4 separate regions of the Homo sapiens genome follow, and regions 1, 3 and 4 are each linked to region 2. A link is a contact called in ENCODE Hi-C or POLR2A ChIA-PET data. All regions are on one chromosome and are shown on one strand. The core of a region is the stretch at or near the end of the contact, and the rest is flanking DNA. Distances in the headings are between cores, read along the strand shown.

Evidence for each region. Hi-C counts contacts between places; a loop is a spot of excess contacts on that map. ChIA-PET counts read pairs that join two places held with the same protein, here RNA polymerase II (POLR2A). Pooled maps may share reads with other maps.
Region 1: a pooled map shows a loop between it and region 2 (2.9-fold over the local background). The contact joins the promoter of KDELR1 here to the promoter of MAMSTR in region 2. A Hi-C loop is called at or near these places in 4 of 50 pooled maps. POLR2A ChIA-PET finds 5 or more read pairs at or near these places in 5 of 52 experiments (A549, A673, CD8-positive, alpha-beta memory T cell and 2 more).
Region 3: a pooled map shows a loop between it and region 2 (5-fold over the local background). The contact joins the enhancer-like site here to the promoter of MAMSTR in region 2. A Hi-C loop is called at or near these places in 1 of 37 single-sample maps with no recorded cell type and 3 of 50 pooled maps. POLR2A ChIA-PET finds 5 or more read pairs at or near these places in 5 of 52 experiments (A549, CD8-positive, alpha-beta memory T cell, GM12878 and 2 more).
Region 4: a pooled map shows a loop between it and region 2 (6-fold over the local background). The contact joins the promoter of GRWD1 here to the promoter of MAMSTR in region 2. A Hi-C loop is called at or near these places in 1 of 168 maps with a recorded cell type or tissue (naive thymus-derived CD4-positive, alpha-beta T cell), 1 of 37 single-sample maps with no recorded cell type and 9 of 50 pooled maps.

Annotation. Positions count from the first base shown.
Region 1 is chr19:48,389,782-48,393,802 of GRCh38, reverse strand. KDELR1 (KDEL endoplasmic reticulum protein retention receptor 1) reads left to right here and starts at 2,252. Exons shown (of 5, transcript NM_006801.3): 1 at 2,252-2,535; 2 at 3,279-3,379. The coding sequence starts at 2,445. GRIN2D (glutamate ionotropic receptor NMDA type subunit 2D) reads right to left here and starts at 135. Exons shown (of 14, transcript NM_000836.4): 1 at 1-135. RefSeq lists a silencer at 2,096-2,415 and an enhancer at 3,286-3,425.
Region 2 is chr19:48,717,734-48,720,974 of GRCh38, reverse strand. MAMSTR (MEF2 activating motif and SAP domain containing transcriptional regulator) reads left to right here and starts at 1,250. Exons shown (of 10, transcript NM_001130915.2): 1 at 1,250-1,296; 2 at 1,923-2,001. The coding sequence starts at 1,944. It overlaps RASIP1 (Ras interacting protein 1), which reads left to right. Exons shown (of 12, transcript NM_017805.3): 12 at 1-390. The coding sequence ends at 177. RefSeq lists a cis regulatory region at 1-467 and an enhancer at 1-609.
Region 3 is chr19:48,412,023-48,415,731 of GRCh38, reverse strand. It overlaps GRIN2D (glutamate ionotropic receptor NMDA type subunit 2D), which reads right to left. Exons shown (of 14, transcript NM_000836.4): 5 at 1,627-1,741; 6 at 1,148-1,359; 7 at 700-868. Among named protein-coding and RNA genes, the nearest start is that of GRIN2D, 20 kb to the right of the region's middle. RefSeq lists enhancers at 778-917, 623-1,344. Within about 2 kb of position 1,668, at least 4 of the 41 ENCODE cell types and tissues checked have a DNase peak (open chromatin) inside an H3K27ac peak, as active enhancers do.
Region 4 is chr19:48,444,447-48,448,322 of GRCh38, reverse strand. GRWD1 (glutamate rich WD repeat containing 1) reads right to left here and starts at 2,340. Exons shown (of 7, transcript NM_031485.4): 1 at 2,131-2,340; 2 at 1,821-1,938; 3 at 1,480-1,642. The coding sequence starts at 2,317. It overlaps GRIN2D (glutamate ionotropic receptor NMDA type subunit 2D), which reads right to left. Exons shown (of 14, transcript NM_000836.4): 14 at 3,392-3,876. RefSeq lists enhancers at 2,260-2,349, 2,510-2,589, 3,762-3,876.

The DNA.
Region 1 (4,021 bases), core at 1,003-3,502, 330 kb after region 2:
GCAGGCACCGGTGGCCGAGGGAGGCTGCGGGAGGCTGCGGGCGAGGGTGGCGGCGGCGGCCGCGGCTTGGAGGAGCTGGAGCGGGAGGGACTCACACACTCGCTGTGTTCTCGCACACACACACTCACTCGGGATGCGATTAACATTCAGTCCCCGTCTGCCACTGCCGGGAGACCCACAGCCCCCCCTCCTGGCCTCCCTGGGGACCCCTTCTCCTGCCAGGCTTGGGGAGGGGGCCGCCCCCCACCCCTAGCTACCAGCCTCTGCCTTCCTCCTGGGACAAGGGAGTGAGGGGCTGAAAATAAAAAGGGAGGAAGAAGTCAGGCTGGGGACAGGCAGGCAGGGACTCAGAACCCGGTATGGAGACACCAGCTTCAGAGCTAGACTCCAGGGCTGGGGGTTGCTGCCCTCTGCCCCCGCCCTGCCTTGAGGCTCTGGAAACAGGAGGCCTTTCCCTGACTTCAGTGTTCGCCACACTAAGACCCAAGCTGTGGCTTTTATTGCCCCAGAAGGCCAGGCCTGAAAACCAGGTCTCGACCCTGGTCCCAGGAGTCCCACCCCCCAGCCCCTCCTCCCTCAGACCCAGGAGTCCCCTTCTCTACTGGGACCCAGGAATTTGGGGACCGCCTCCAAGTCGGAGTCTCTTTTAAGGACTCAGTCATCCCGACTCTCCCCCGTACAAGCCACCCTCAGGGACCCAAGACTCGTGGATGTCACCCTTGGGCACCCCGTCCTTCCAGCCCTCTGAAGAAATCAACACGCCTGCACCCCTTCTTTTATTGAGGGACCCTGGCCTCCATCATCTGTGGGTACCCCATCATCCGGAAGGGAAGCCACGTCTGTCCCCTCATAGATGCAGGAGTCCAGACCACAGGCTGTTCCCCGGGGGTCCCACACCCAGATGCCCAGCATTCCCCTCCTGCTAGAGGGCTGGGCCCGGCACTTTTATAAAGCCACCCGTGGGGCTCTGGGGTAGAGCGTGGGGCAGGACACCGGGGCCTCTGAGGGTGGAAGAGGGTGTGTGTGTGTGGGCAGGGCAGAAACTCTGGAGCAGGGGGGAAGCCAGGGCCAGGGGCTCCTGAGGTAGTTTGGGTCAGAGTTTTGGCCTTGAGCCTCCTGGGTGAGGCTCCTGTTTCCTTCATCCTCAAGGTCTGGGAGAACAGGGTGAGGTGCACATTCCTGAAAAAGAAGAGAATCAGGGCCTAAATCTGTGGGTCGTAAAGGGAGAAACTGTAGATCTAGATTCTTAAGGTTAGGATGTTTGATCCATAAGATGGTGGGGGTGGGACCCTAAGTTCCAAGGAACAGCGTCCTAGGAGGGAAAAGGGCTGGGGCCCTGAACTCCTGGGTCTGAGGGAGGAGGGGCTGGGGCCCTGGACCCCTGGGTCTGAGGGAGGAGGGGCTGGGGCCCTGGACCCCTGGGTCTGAGGGAGGAGGGGCTGGGGCCCTGGACCCCTGGGTCTGAGGGAGGAGGGGCTGGGGATCTGGACTCCTGGGTCTGAGGGAGGAGGTGCTGGGGGTCTGGACTCCTGGGTCTGAGGGAGGAAGGGCTGGGGGCCTGGACTCCTGGATCTGGGGGAGGAGGGTCTGGGGGCCTGGAGTCCTGGGTCTGAGGGAGGAGGCTGGGGGCCTGGACTCCTGGGTCTGAGGGAGGAGGCTGGGGGCCTGGACTCCTGGGTCTGAGCGAGGAGGAGCTGGGCCTGGACTCCTGGATCTGAGGGAGGAGGGGCTGGGGGTCTGGACTTCTGGGTCTGAGGGAGGAGAGGCTGGGGGTCTGGACTCCTGGGTCTGAGGGAGGAGGGGCTGGGGACCCAGACTTCTGGGTTTGACGAACGGGCTGGGGCCTTGAGTCCTGGGTCTAGGGGAGGAAGTAGGTGGGGTATCTTTCTTGTCTTCTGGGGGATTGGAGTTAGAGTGCCTGAAAGCTGCAAAAGCTAGCAGCTGAGCCTCCGGGTCCCTGCAGGATTTTTCAAGCTCAGAGGGCAGTCTCTACATCCCTGCAAGGGCTGAGGCTGGTGTACTGGACTGCGTCTCTTCCAGAGACACAGACTGCCTGGGCGAACCGGTGCTGGATTTGGCACTTTCCGAACCCTGCGACCCTCCCAAGTTCCTATGGGGCAGCTTTGGGGGTGCGTTTAGCGCCGCCACGGCAAAGCAGGAGGTGGGCGATAGGGGGCGCCGGGGATCCAGGCCCCGCCCTCGGGGGCGGAGCCTCTCCTCCCGGACTCCTCCCCCTCTCGCTCTCCTCCCTCTTCCCGGCTCCAGCTCCGCCGCCAGCTCCAGCCTTTGCTCCCCCTCCCAAAGTCCCCTCCCCGGAGCGGAGCGCACCTAGGGTCCCTCTTCCGTCCCCCCAGCCCAGCTACCCGTTCAGACCAGCAGCCTCGGGGGGCACCCCCCCGCCAGCCTGCCTCCCTCCCGCTCAGCCCTGCCAGGGTTCCCCAGCCATGAATCTCTTCCGATTCCTGGGAGACCTCTCCCACCTCCTCGCCATCATCTTGCTACTGCTCAAAATCTGGAAGTCCCGCTCGTGCGCCGGTGAGAGGCCCACCAGGGCTGGCGAAGGAGAGAGATTGCGGGCGGGGGTTGGGGGACGTCGCAGGACTCAGGAAGGGTTTGGGGGCACTAGGGGCACAGGTTCCACCCCCACTGCTTGCTGGGGATCTCTCTTCTAGGTTCTGGGTCTCCAGGGGATCAGCTCCCTTCCCCAGACTGGCGGGGGTGCATACAGTTTCATGTGAATGGCTTTAGGCCCCCAATTCAGCCACCCCCAGCCCCAATCTGGGCAGCCCGAGGGTTCATGGACCGGGAACAGGGAACCATGGCAGGCGGGGAGGTGGCTGTGAGTTGGTGACGTGGACCGTGGCGGCCAGGAAGGGAACGGGAGGGAGGTGACCGGATCCGGGGCCTGAGGTCAGGGAAGGTCCTCCCTAGGCCTCACCTCAGGTCCAGACTGCGGGAGGACCCTGAGGGGCCAGGGGTAGCCATGAGGCCTAGTCTGGGACGGAGCCTCGGGCTGGAGTAGCTTCGGGGGCCTGGGCTGCCCCCTGGCTGTGGTCCGTGGGAAAGGGCCCTGCTCAGGCGGGGCGGGCTGGGGAGGCCTCCGGGGACAGCTGCACTCCAGAGCTGCCTCCAGGCTGGTCCCGGGCGCCCTGCCTTAGTTTATTGCCCATGCAGCCCACCCCCAGCTTCCTCTCTCCTTCTGTCTGTCTGTCTGTCTGTCTGTCTCTCTCTCTCTCTCTGTCTCTCTCTCTCTCTCTTTCTCTGTCTCTGGACCACAGGAATTTCAGGGAAGAGCCAGGTCCTGTTTGCTGTGGTGTTCACTGCCCGATATCTGGACCTCTTCACCAACTACATCTCACTCTACAACACGTGTATGAAGGTAGAGGCTCCACCCCACCTCTCTGGCCCCCACTGAGGCAGAGGAGCCGGGTGTGGGTCCCAGACTCCTAGGTCTGAGGGAGGAGGGGCTGGGGGCCTGGACTCCTGGGTCTGAGGGAGGAGGGGCCGGGGGCCTGGACTCTTGGGTCTGAGGGAAGAAGGGACTGAGGCCTGGACTCCTGGGTCTGAGGGAGGAGGGGTTGGGGGTCTGGACTCCTGGGTCTGAGGGAGGAGGGGCCGGGGGCCTGGACTTTTGGGTCTGAGGGAGGAAGGGACTGGGGCCTGGACTCCTGGGTCTGAGGGAGGAGGGGCTGGGCCTGGACTCTTGGGTCTGAGGGAGGAGGGGCTGGGCCTGGACTCCTGGATCTGAGGGAGGAGGGAATGGGGCCCTGGACTCCTGGGTCTGAGGGAGGAGGGGCTGGGGGCCTGGACTCCAGGGTCTGAGGGAGGAGGGGTTGGGGGCCTGGACTCCTGGGTCTGAGGGAGGAGGGGCTGGGGGCTTGGACTCCTGGATCTGAGGGAGGAGGGGTTGGGGGCCTGGACTCCTGGGTCTGAGGGAGGAGGGGCTGGGGGCTTGGACTCCTGGGTCTGAGGGAGGAGGGGTTGGGGGTCTGGACTCCTGCGTCTGAGGGAGGGGCCTGGA
Region 2 (3,241 bases), core at 1-2,500:
TCGCACCCGCCCCTCATCCTCCCCCTGGGGAGCTCGCGCCTGCGCCTCACTGGTCCAGTGACGGACGATGCCTTGCACCGTGAACTCCGTAGGCTCCGCCGCCTCCTCTGGGATCTTGAGCAGCAGGAGCTGCCAGCCAATTATCGCCATGGGCCTCCCGTGGCCACGTCTCCTTGAGAACCAATACCAAACGAGCGCGCGAACCTTGAAATGTCACGGGCTTCTACGGACAGGAGCCCGCCTGAGCGCAAAGCTTTCTGGGAGTTGTAGTTCTTATCCCGCGTGGAATGTTGGGAGATTGAGTTTTCGGGAAGTAGCGGATGGGACGGTGGGAGCATGGGCTTAGGATGTGAATGCCAGGGAGCAATAAAGGTATCCGTGGTATCGGCAGCGCCTCGATTGTTAAGACTCAGGGGCGCTAATGATGATTTTCTGCAGAACAAGGTTGCAGGGCCCTTGTCTGGGCCCCTGCCGAGTCTGAGGAGGTATTTATAGCCACGGCCTTGGCTCGCCCTTTTGCATGTAATCCAACCCAAGAGCAGAGGAGCCTCCCACACCCCTCAGAACACGGCCCTAAGCTTGCTCTGCCGATTATAAGGCCCTCAGTCCTGCCAGTGGGAACCAGCGATTCTCCCTTCGACACCCCCCCAAATCCATACTCCAGCCCCCTCCTCCCTCAGACCCAGGAATCTAAGTCCCCAGCCCCCTCTGGACCTTTCTGCCTGCCGGGCACACCGCCGAATCCGAACACCTCTGTCCCTGTTCCCAACACCCCAGAGGCCCCTGCCTCTTTTTCTTTAAACCCAGGACTCCAGGTCCCCATCCCTCTCCTTTCTTGGATCCAGGAATCTGGGCCCCCCGTTTGAACTTTTCACTCCCCTGAACTTGACTCCAGTTGCTGCGTCAGGGAAAAAGTAGGCGACAGGTGGCACCTGCCGGTAGGGCCAGGACACGACCACCTGCCGCTGCTGCTCACCCGGCGCCCCTCTCCGGGCACCTGCTTCTGTCAGTCCGCCTGCCACCGTTCCCCCCGACCCCACAACCCCAGGACGTGCAGGAGGAGCGAGCCGGGGAACCCTGACGTCCCCGCTCTCACCCCCCAGCATCCCCCAAGGCCCGCACAGGCCCTCCCAGCGGGTGCTCCCACCCCTTCTCAGGGTCCCCGGCGGGGCTCCCGTCACACCCCAGGAAGGTGGGTTGGAGGCGGTCCCAGGCTGGTGGGGCGGAGCCTGTGGTGTCCAGCCTCGGCCTCTAGACTCAACCCGCCCCAGAGCACAGCTTCGCCGAGCCCACCTGGTGAGAAGCCCCTGGGGTGGACGGGGGGGGCGCACTCCTCAACGGTTCTATCCCCTCTCTGGTCCCAGTCCCTTCCCCAGAGAACCTGGTGGCTGACACCCTACTCACTCCTTCTCAGATGCAGGTCACAGGGGCCCTTCTATTCCTCAGAAACCTGTCAGGGCCCCGTTCCCCTCTCCACCCAGGATCTTGGATTCTCATCTCCTAAGAGTATTGAGTTCCAGCCCTTAACCTCCTTCTCCTTCAAGATTCCAGACTCCAGGCCCCTCTGCTTCCTCCCTTTCCTAGACACAGGGGTCCCAACCCGCAACCCTTCCTCCTCAGGACCCAGGAGTCCCAGATTCCAGGTCCCTCCCCTCCCAGGATCCCAGGGTTGAGACCCTCAGCCCTGTCTTTCAGACCAGGTGTCTGGGTCCCCAGCTTCCTCCTTCCTCGGAGCAAGGTGTCCGGGTGTGCAGCCCCCTCCTCTACAGCCCCTGGGATCCGGAAGTTATGGCCCAAGGCTGCTCCTATTCCCACCTCCTTCGGGCCCTTTCCCTGCTGAATTCACTCTCAGGGGCGGCCTCCTGACCTCCACTCTGAGCCAGCCCTCTATGGGGCCCCTGCCCTGCCCCCTCTCCGTCCAGGTCCCCATCCCGGCCTTGGCAATGACCCTGGCGGCTTCCTCCCAGCGTTCCCAAATCATTCGCTCCAAGTTCCGATCTGGTGAGAGAGGGCTCTCTTTATGCGTGGGGGATGGGATCCTGAGAATGCTGTACTCTGGGGTGGGAAGGGAGGGGTGGTAGGTCCCATGAGGCCTGTGTTTTTTGTGCAAAAGGTCATGTTGCATAAAGGAGGCCCAAGCACAGGGGTCCGGCTGTGGTGGATCAACGAGTGTGCAAATGGCTAGTAGCATGCTCACGGGGGGAGCAATGGGGATTGGAGGCCAGGGGTAGGCGTGCAGAGGGCTCAAGCACTGAAGAGAAACAAAGGCTTATACTGGCGCACACGCAGGGGCAGAAGAGCAGAGGAGGGACCTCAGAGGACCAGTGTGGGAGTTTGGGTGAGGGGACAATGAGCTGTCAAGCTGTGAAAGTGTCAAAGGTCTTGTTTTAGGTCCCAGGGCAGGCAAAAAGTCTGCAAGTATAGCCGGGTGTGGTGGCGCATGCCTGTAATCCCAGCTACTTGGGAGGTTGAGGCGGGAGAATCGCTTGAACCCGGGAGGAGGAGGTTGCGGTGAGCCGAGATCACGCCATTGCACTCCAGCCTGGGCAACAAGAGCGAAACTCCATCTCAAAAAAAAAAAAAAAAAAAAAAAAGAAGTGTGCAAGTGTTTCGAACTACAGATCAGTTCCTGAGAAGGCAAAGGGTACTTGAGTGTGCACGTGAGCGTGCCTATGTGGTTGGATGGGTACAAAGACACCAGCAATCAAAGAGCAAGGAGTATACAAAAAGGCGCATATGTCCAGAGAAAAGCAGAAATGTGCAGAGAGATCCTTGCTCCCAAATTGGGGGACAAACCCTGACTGTGCACATAAGAAAGTGAACATTCATCCAGGTGGGGCGCGGTGGCTCTTACCTGTAATCCCAGCACTTTGGGAGGCCAAGGCAGGTGGATCACCTGAGGTCAGGAGTTCAAGACCAGCCTGGCCAACATGGCGAAACCATGTCTCTACTAAAAATACAAAAAAATGACGCCGGGCAAGGTGGCTGATGCCTGTAGTCCTAGCACTTTGGGAGGCCAAGGCGGGCGGATTGCCTGAGCTCAGGAGTTCGAGACCAGCCTGGGCAACACGGTGAAACCCCATCTCTACTAAAATACAGAAAATTAGCCGGGTGTGGCGGCGTGCACCTCTAGTCCCAGCTACTGGGGAGGCTGAGGCAGGAGAATTGCTTGCACCCGGGAGGTGGAGGTTGCAGTGAGCTGAGATCGCACCACTGCACTCCAGCCTGGGTGACAGAGCGA
Region 3 (3,709 bases), core at 419-2,918, 310 kb after region 2:
AGCCCCACCCTCTTCCCCTAGATTCTCACCCTCCTGGCCCCTCCTCCTCTGTACCAAAGTCCCTCCTCCCAGCCCCGCCCCCTTCCCCTAGGAGTCCCACCCTCCTAGCCCCGCCTCCACTGCCCCAAAGTCCCTCCTCCCAGCCCTGCCCCCTTCCCCTAGGAGTCCCACCCTCCTAGCCCCGCCTCCTCTGCTCCAAAGTCCCTCCTCCAAACCCCGCCCCTGACACCTCCTGACCCCGCCCCCTGTTCCAAGGCATGTCCCTCCCGCGACCCCGCCCCAGGCCCCAATCAGGTGTTTCCTCAATTTGGCCGCGCCCCTGCCCCAGGGTGCCGACCTCTTTTTTTTTATTATTATTTTTTGAGACTGAGTCTCACTCTGTGCCCAGGCTGGAGTGCAGTGGCGCGATCTCCGCTTACTGCAACCTCCGCCTCCCGGGTTCAAGCAATTCTCCTGCCTCAGCCTCCCGAGTAGCTGGGATTACAGGCGCCCGCCACCACGCACGGCTAATTTTTTGCATTTTAGTAGAGACGGGGTTTCACCGTTTTGCCCAAACTGGTCTCGAACCCCTGAGCTCAGGCAATTCGCCCGCCTCGGCTTCCCAAAGTGCTGGGATTACAGGCGTGAGCCACCACGCCCGGCTGTGCCCGCCTCTCGACTCCGCCCCGAAGATTCCCCGCCTCCCGTCCGCCCCCTCACCTCCCCGATCATGCCGTTCCAGACGCCATCGATCTTCTTTCCGTGCTTGCCATTGGTGACCAGGTAGAGGTCGTAGCTGAAGCCGATGGTATGCGCCAGCCGCTTCAGAATGTCGATGCAGAAACCCTTGCAGCAGCGCTTTTCCGGGCGGGGGGCATCCGGTGGAGGGCTGCGGGCAGTGACCAGGCTTGGGGAGTTTGGGGACCCCCTCCTTAGACTCTCTCATGAAGAGAGGATATGGAGGAAGGGATAGGCGGCAGCTAAAACTATGGTTAGCGCTTTCAGGGGAAACTCAGGCTCAAAGAATTCTGAGGTTTGCCTAAGGTCACCAAGCTGGAGGGCTTTGTGGGTCCTGGGTCCCAAGGGAGGAGGGGGCTGGGGGCCCAGACTACTGGGCTTCACGGGAGGCGGGTTTTGGAGCCGGAACTCCTGGATCCCGAGCTGTCACCTGTGGGTTCGGTTGAGCTGGCTCCGGCAGGGGACGGAGTCTCGGATGCAGGTGCCGCTGATAGGGTCTGCAGGCTCCACGATGACAAACGGCCTTTCCTCCAGCGTGGCCACCGTGAGGTGCTGCGTGTCGTCCACTGGCTGCAGGAAGCGACCATAGCGGGACCACAGCGGGTACTTGAGGCGGAGCGTCTGCTGCTCCCAGCTGCCCACCTTGGCCAAAGGGAAAGAGAGTCAGGCTTCCTGGGAAGACTTCCCGGTGTATCCTGGCCTCCATGATCCTCTTCCCTCAGACCTAGGTGTGTGGGCAGCAGCTTCTTCCAAGACCCAGGAGCCCCTCCCACCTTCAGATCCCAGGACCCAGGAGTCCAGGCTCCTTGTCCCCTCCTCCCTCTTAGTCCACGACCTCAAGCCCCCCCTCTGCCAGGATGCAGGAGTCCACACCCTCTGCCATGCCTGAGGTCTGGGGCTACGACTCACCACCTCCCACGTCCTGTCTCTGGTGAGGGAGATGACCACCAGGGAGGGGTTCACTAGGAAGCCGTCCTCATTGAAGGAGTAATCCCGGTTATCCCACGTGATGTTCATGAAGTACCTGCCCAGGAGGAGGGAAAGGGGACATGCTGGGGCCTGGGCTGGACCTTGGCAGCGGAAGGCAGAGAAAGTCCCCTTTCTGCAGACCAGCCCCAGCCCCCAGCTGGAATCTCTCTTCTTTTACCTCCAAGGTCTCAAAAACACGAATATACCCCTTCCCTGCTCAGCACCCTCCCCTTGGCTGCCCAGTGCCCCCCAGGATAAGGTTCCAGACTCTCTTTCAGCTTGGTGTTGAGGCCCTAGAGTCCCCTTTTCTTTCCTTCTTTTTTAAAGTAGAGATGGGGTTTCACTATTTTTCCCAGGCTGGTCTTTTTTTTTTTTTTTTTTTTTGAGACAGAGTCTTGCTCTGTCTCCCAGGCTGGAGTGCAGTGGTATGATCTTGGCTCACTGCCACCTCCACTTCCTGGGTTCAAGTGATTCTCCTGCCTCAGCCTCCCAAGTAGCTGGGATTATAGACATGCACCACCATGCTTGGCTAATATTTTGTTTGTTTTTGTTTTTGTTTTGTTTTTTGAGACAGAGTCTTGCTCTGTCACCCAGGCTGGAGTGCAGTGGCATGATCTTCGCTCACTGCAACCTCCGCCTCCTGGTTCAAGCAATCCTCCTGCCTCAGCCTCCTGAGTAGCTGGGATTGCAGGTGTTCACCACCATGTCCAGCTAATTTTTGTATTTTTAGTAGAGATGGGGTTTCACCATGTTGGCCAGACTGGTCTAGAACTCCTGACCTCAGCCTCAGTGATCCACCTGCCTCAGCCTCCCAAAGTGTTGGGATTACAGGCATGAGCCACCATGCCCTCTTTCTTTTTTTTTTTTTTTAATGTGTGGTTTTTTTGTTTGTTTTTGTTTTTGTTTTTTGAGACAGAGTCTTGCTCTTGTTGCCCAGGCTGGAGTGCAATGGTATGGTCTCGGCTCACTGCAACCTCCGCCTCCCGGGTTCAAGCAATTCTCCTGCCTCAGCCTCCTGAGTAGCTGGGATTGCAGGTGTTCACCACCATGTCCAGCTAATTTTTGTATTTTTAGTAGAGATGGGGTTTCACCATGTTGGCCAGACTGGTCTAGAACTCCTGACCTCAGCCTCAGTGATCCACCTGCCTCAGCCTCCCAAAGTGTTGGGATTACAGGCATGAGCCACCATGCCCTCCTCTTTCTTTTTTTTTTTTTTTTAATGTGTGGTTTTTTGTTTGTTTTTGTTTTTGTTTCTTGAGACAGAGTTTTGCTCTTGTTGCCCAGGCTGGAGTGCAATGGTGTGGTCTCAGCTCACTGCAACCTCCGCCTCCCGGGTTCAAGCAATTCTCCTGCCTCAGCCTCCCGAGTAGCTGGGATTACAGGCGCCCACGACCATGCCCGGCTAATTTTTTGTATTTTTAGTAGAGACAGGGTTTCACCATGTTGACCAGGGTGGTCTCGAACTCATGACCTCAGGTGATCCGCCCGCCTCAGCCTCCCAAAGGGCTGGGATTACAAGCGTGAGCCACCGCGCCTGGCCTGGCCCGCCTCTTTCTTTCTCTCTCTTTCTTTCTTTCTTTCTTTCTTTCTTTCTTTCTTTCTTTCTTTCTTTCTTTCTTTCTTTTCTTTCTCTTTCTTTCTTTCTTTTCTTTCTCTTTCTTCTTTTCTTTTTTTTAAATTTTTATGTATGTATGTATGTATTTATTTATTTATTTTTGAGACAGAGTCTCGCTCTGTCGCCCAGGCTGGAGTGTAGTGGTGCGATCTTGGCTCACTGCAAGCTCCACCTCCCAGGTTCACGCCATTCTCCTGCCTCAGCCTCACAAGTAACTGGGACTACAGGCACCTGCCACCACACCCAGCTAATTTTTTGTATTTTTTTTAGTAGAGACGGGGTTTCACCGTGTTAGCCAGGATGGTCTTGATCTCCTGACCTTGTGATCCGCCTGCCTCGGCCTTCCAAAGTGCTGGGATTACAGGCATGAGCCACCACGCCCAGCCTCTTTTTTTTTTTAAGTAGAGA
Region 4 (3,876 bases), core at 1,091-3,590, 270 kb after region 2:
TACCGTATCATTGTACTTACAAGTCTACCTGATCAGAAGATGTTTTAGCTTTGAAGCAAAAAACAAATAAACAGGCTGGACACAGTGCCTCATGCCTATAATCCCAGCATTTTGGGGGCGAAGGTGGGCAGATCACTTGAGCTCAGGAGTTCAAGACCAGCCTGGCCAACATAATGAGACTCCATTTCTACTAAAAATACAAAAATTACTGGGCATGGTGGTGTGCACTTGTGATCCCAGCTACTCGGGAGGCTGAGGCAGGAGAATCACTTGAACCTGGGAGGCAGAGGTTGCAGTGAGCCAAGATCACGCCACTGCACTCCAGCCTGGGCAATGGGAGTGAAACCATGACTCAAAAACAAAACAAACAGCCACAACCAAAAACAGTTCCTGAATAGTAACAGAAAATACATACCTCATATTACAACCAGGTGCTATTCTAGGCACTATATGTTATTTCATTTGACCTCATGCCAGCCCCATCAGATAAGTTCTATAACTCACTATGTTACCAAAGAGAAAAGTGAAGAACATAAACCATATCCTCATAATCTAAAACAGTACCTAACATGTAATGACACTGATCATAATAGCTAAATTGTATAAAACTATGTGACAAGTACTTTTCTAAAAACTGAAGGAGGCCGGGTGTGGTGGCTCACGCTTGTAATCCCATGACTTTGGGTGCCCGAGGCGTGCGGATCAATCACTCGAGGTCAGGAGTTTGAGACCAGCCTAGCCAACAAGGCGAAACCTTGTCTCTACTAAAAATACAAAAAATTGGCCAGATGCGGTGGCTCACGCCTGTAATCTCAGCACTTTGGGAAGCCGAGGCAGGCGGATCACGAGGTCAGGAGTTCACCACCAGCCTGATCAACATTGTGAAACCCCGTCCCTACTAAGAATACAAAAATTAGCCGGGCGTGGTGGCGCGCACCTGTAATCTCAGCTACTTGGCTGAGGCAGGAGAATCGCTTGAACCTGGGAGGCAGAGGTTGCAGTGAGCTGAGATCATGCCATTGCCCTCCAGTCTAAGCGACAGAGCAAGACTTCATCTCAAAAAAAAACCAAAAAACAAAAAATTAGAAGGGCCTGGTGGCAGGCGCCTATAGCCCCAGCTACTTGGGAGGCTGAGGCAGGAGAATCCCTTGAACCTGGGAAGGGGAGGTTGCAGTGAGCCAAGATCGCACCACTGCACTCCAGCCTGGACAACAGAGCGAGACTCCATCTCAAAAAAAAAAAAAAAAAAAATGGGCCAGGCACGGTGGCTCACGCTTGTAATCCCAGCACTTTGGGAGGCAGAGGTTGCAGTGAGCCGAGGCTGCGCCACTGCACTCCAGCCTGGGTGACAGAGCGAGACTACGTCTCAAAAAAAAAAAAAAAAAAAAGAACATGAGGAGGTGTTGGGAGTTATGGACACAGGGGATGGGTCAGATGTGTTTCAGAGTATGCAGAGCAGGCTCCTGGGACCATACTTACCCGAACTCGGTTGATGCCACCATAGTGGGGCACCATGGCCAGCTCCAGCTGAGGTTTCCGCTCTTCTTCATCCTCTTCATCTTCCTCCTCTTCTTCTTCATCACTGCCCTCTGAGGGTGGGGGCTTTGTCCCATGCAGATTGTGCATCCGAAGCATCATCAGTCTGGGAGAAATTGTGGGGTGAGTTAGGCACTAGATTCCAGGATTCTTAGGAAGGAGAGAGGCTGGAAACCCAGACTCCTGGATCTGCGAGAGGCAGAAACTGGAAGCCCTAACTCCTGGGTGCTGAGGAAGGGGCTGGAAACTGAGCCTCCTGGTCCTGGAAAAGCCTCGGGTCTTACCTGTTGCTCTGGGCGCTCTCAGCCTGGGTCCCAGCACACAAGTAAAGTGTAAGAGGAAGCTCTGTCCGGTTGTCTCCCAGGTGATCCCGGACTATGTCAAAGCTGAGACAGGGGGCGCCTGGGGATGGAAGGCGGGGTTTACGAGTTAAGACGGGACAGTAAGAGCTCAGTCCCCACCTCCCTCATGGATCAACCGCCTCCGGTATGAAATCACTTCTCTTAGACCCCAGCCTTCTCTTCCCGAGCACCTCTCAGGTTAAAGGCTCGGGATCAGCCACCTCAGGACCCTGGAGTCCGGACTCAGCCCTACCAGTCTGCGCTCGGTGGTAGAGCACATAGGCCTCCTCGTCCATGACCAGCTCCTCCCCTTCGCGTAGCGGCGGCCCCCGGCCGGGCAGGTAGACCTGGGCCGGGCCCTCGGAACTTGTGTCGCCGGACTCGGCTTCCATGGGTTCCCCGGTTTCACACGTGCGCCGCCGACCCTTGCGCGCCGCCATCTTCGAACCCTCTCGCTGCTGACACCCGGTAAGAGCGTCACTTCCGGGTTTCGCTTTCCGCCTAATGAGATCCGCCCTACTGCGCGGTTACCTTGGAAACTCCTGGGACCGCTAATCGGAGAGGGTGCGGAAACGCTGGAGGAGAACTCAGGTAATGGCGCCAGCGAAAGAAGCCTGCGGATACGGAGAAACTGCATCTTCGCGTGACTTTGGGCGCTGTTCCTCGCGGTAGTGGCAAGGCCTTCTGGGAGTTGTAGTTCTACGGGAGGCTTGTTTTCCCCATTGTCCAGTTTGATTCCGAGAGCGTTCTTTCCAGTTAATTAATTATTCATATATGCAAATTTGCTCTTTCACTGGCAAGGAGACTGAGTTTCTACTCCCCGAGGACCCATAAGGCCGGTTTCTTTTCCTCTCTCTGTTGTGATGGCTTTCATTTGTTTCAAAAATGCTTTCTTGTAGACAGGATGGATATTATCTGTAAGTTAGGCGGTTCAATCTACCCTCTAGGGGCAGTCAATTGCCTAACCAGACATTCACATTTCAGCTCTGGTCAGCGAGCACTTAATCAGAAAGTCCACCCTCTGGAGGCAGCTATTACAAGTGCTTCGTCTCTCTTTATCGCCCATCAGCACCAGCGGTTTGGCTAATTGACATAATGAAATGTTAGAAATAGATTCTCATTGGTGAGATTAACAGCATTCAAGATAATGCGGATTGGCTGGGATATGTCAGACACTCTCCTAGCTTGCATGAACAGGATATTGAGAATGTAGCAAGCCTTGGTACCTATAGCCATAGGAAATAAAACCATACCTTTGATCTTAATATGTTTTGTCTCCGGGATCTATCTCACCACTCTCTTGGGGTCTCTTATCTGCCCCAGTACCCTCTCGACTTTCTTTTCAGGGTCTCTTCCCACCTCCTCTTTCTTGGTCTTTGTCTCCCCAGGCACCTCCTTTCAGAGTCTCTGTTCTCTCTCTAATTCTGTCTCCTCTTCCCCTGTGGGACTTTTGTGTTTCTGTTTCCTCCAGAGAATTTGAGGGGGGCTAACAGATACGGAGCTTAGGCTTGGACTGAGGAGGCATAAAAACATGGTTTATTCCAAACACTGCAATGTGGAATAAGAGAGTGGGAAGGGAAGTTGGTGGAGAAGTGTGGACTCCCAGACCCTCCCCTCCGCAACCCAGCCCCAGACCCGGCTGGAGATCTGGGCAGAGGAGGCTTTTTGGAGGTCTGCTGGGTCATCACTGAAGGGTCGCAAATAAGGGTTGGATTTGGAGAGGATGTGCTTGGTGGCAAGTGGGGTGGTCCGGAGGTGCGGCAGGGTGGGAAGTTTTGGCTTCAGGGAGGTTGGGTTCATCGCGGTGCAAGGGAAGGCGGGGCTTCCGTTGGGGACGTGTCCTAGGTCAGAGTAGGGAAAAGCGACCGAGGGTGGAAGAGGAGGAGGGGGTGTCACGGTTTGATGTCAAGGGTCACAGTCTGGTCGGGGCACAGTCTGGGGTTCGGGTCACAGTTTGGGGTCAGGGGTCACAGTCTGGAGTCGGATGACCATTTTAGGA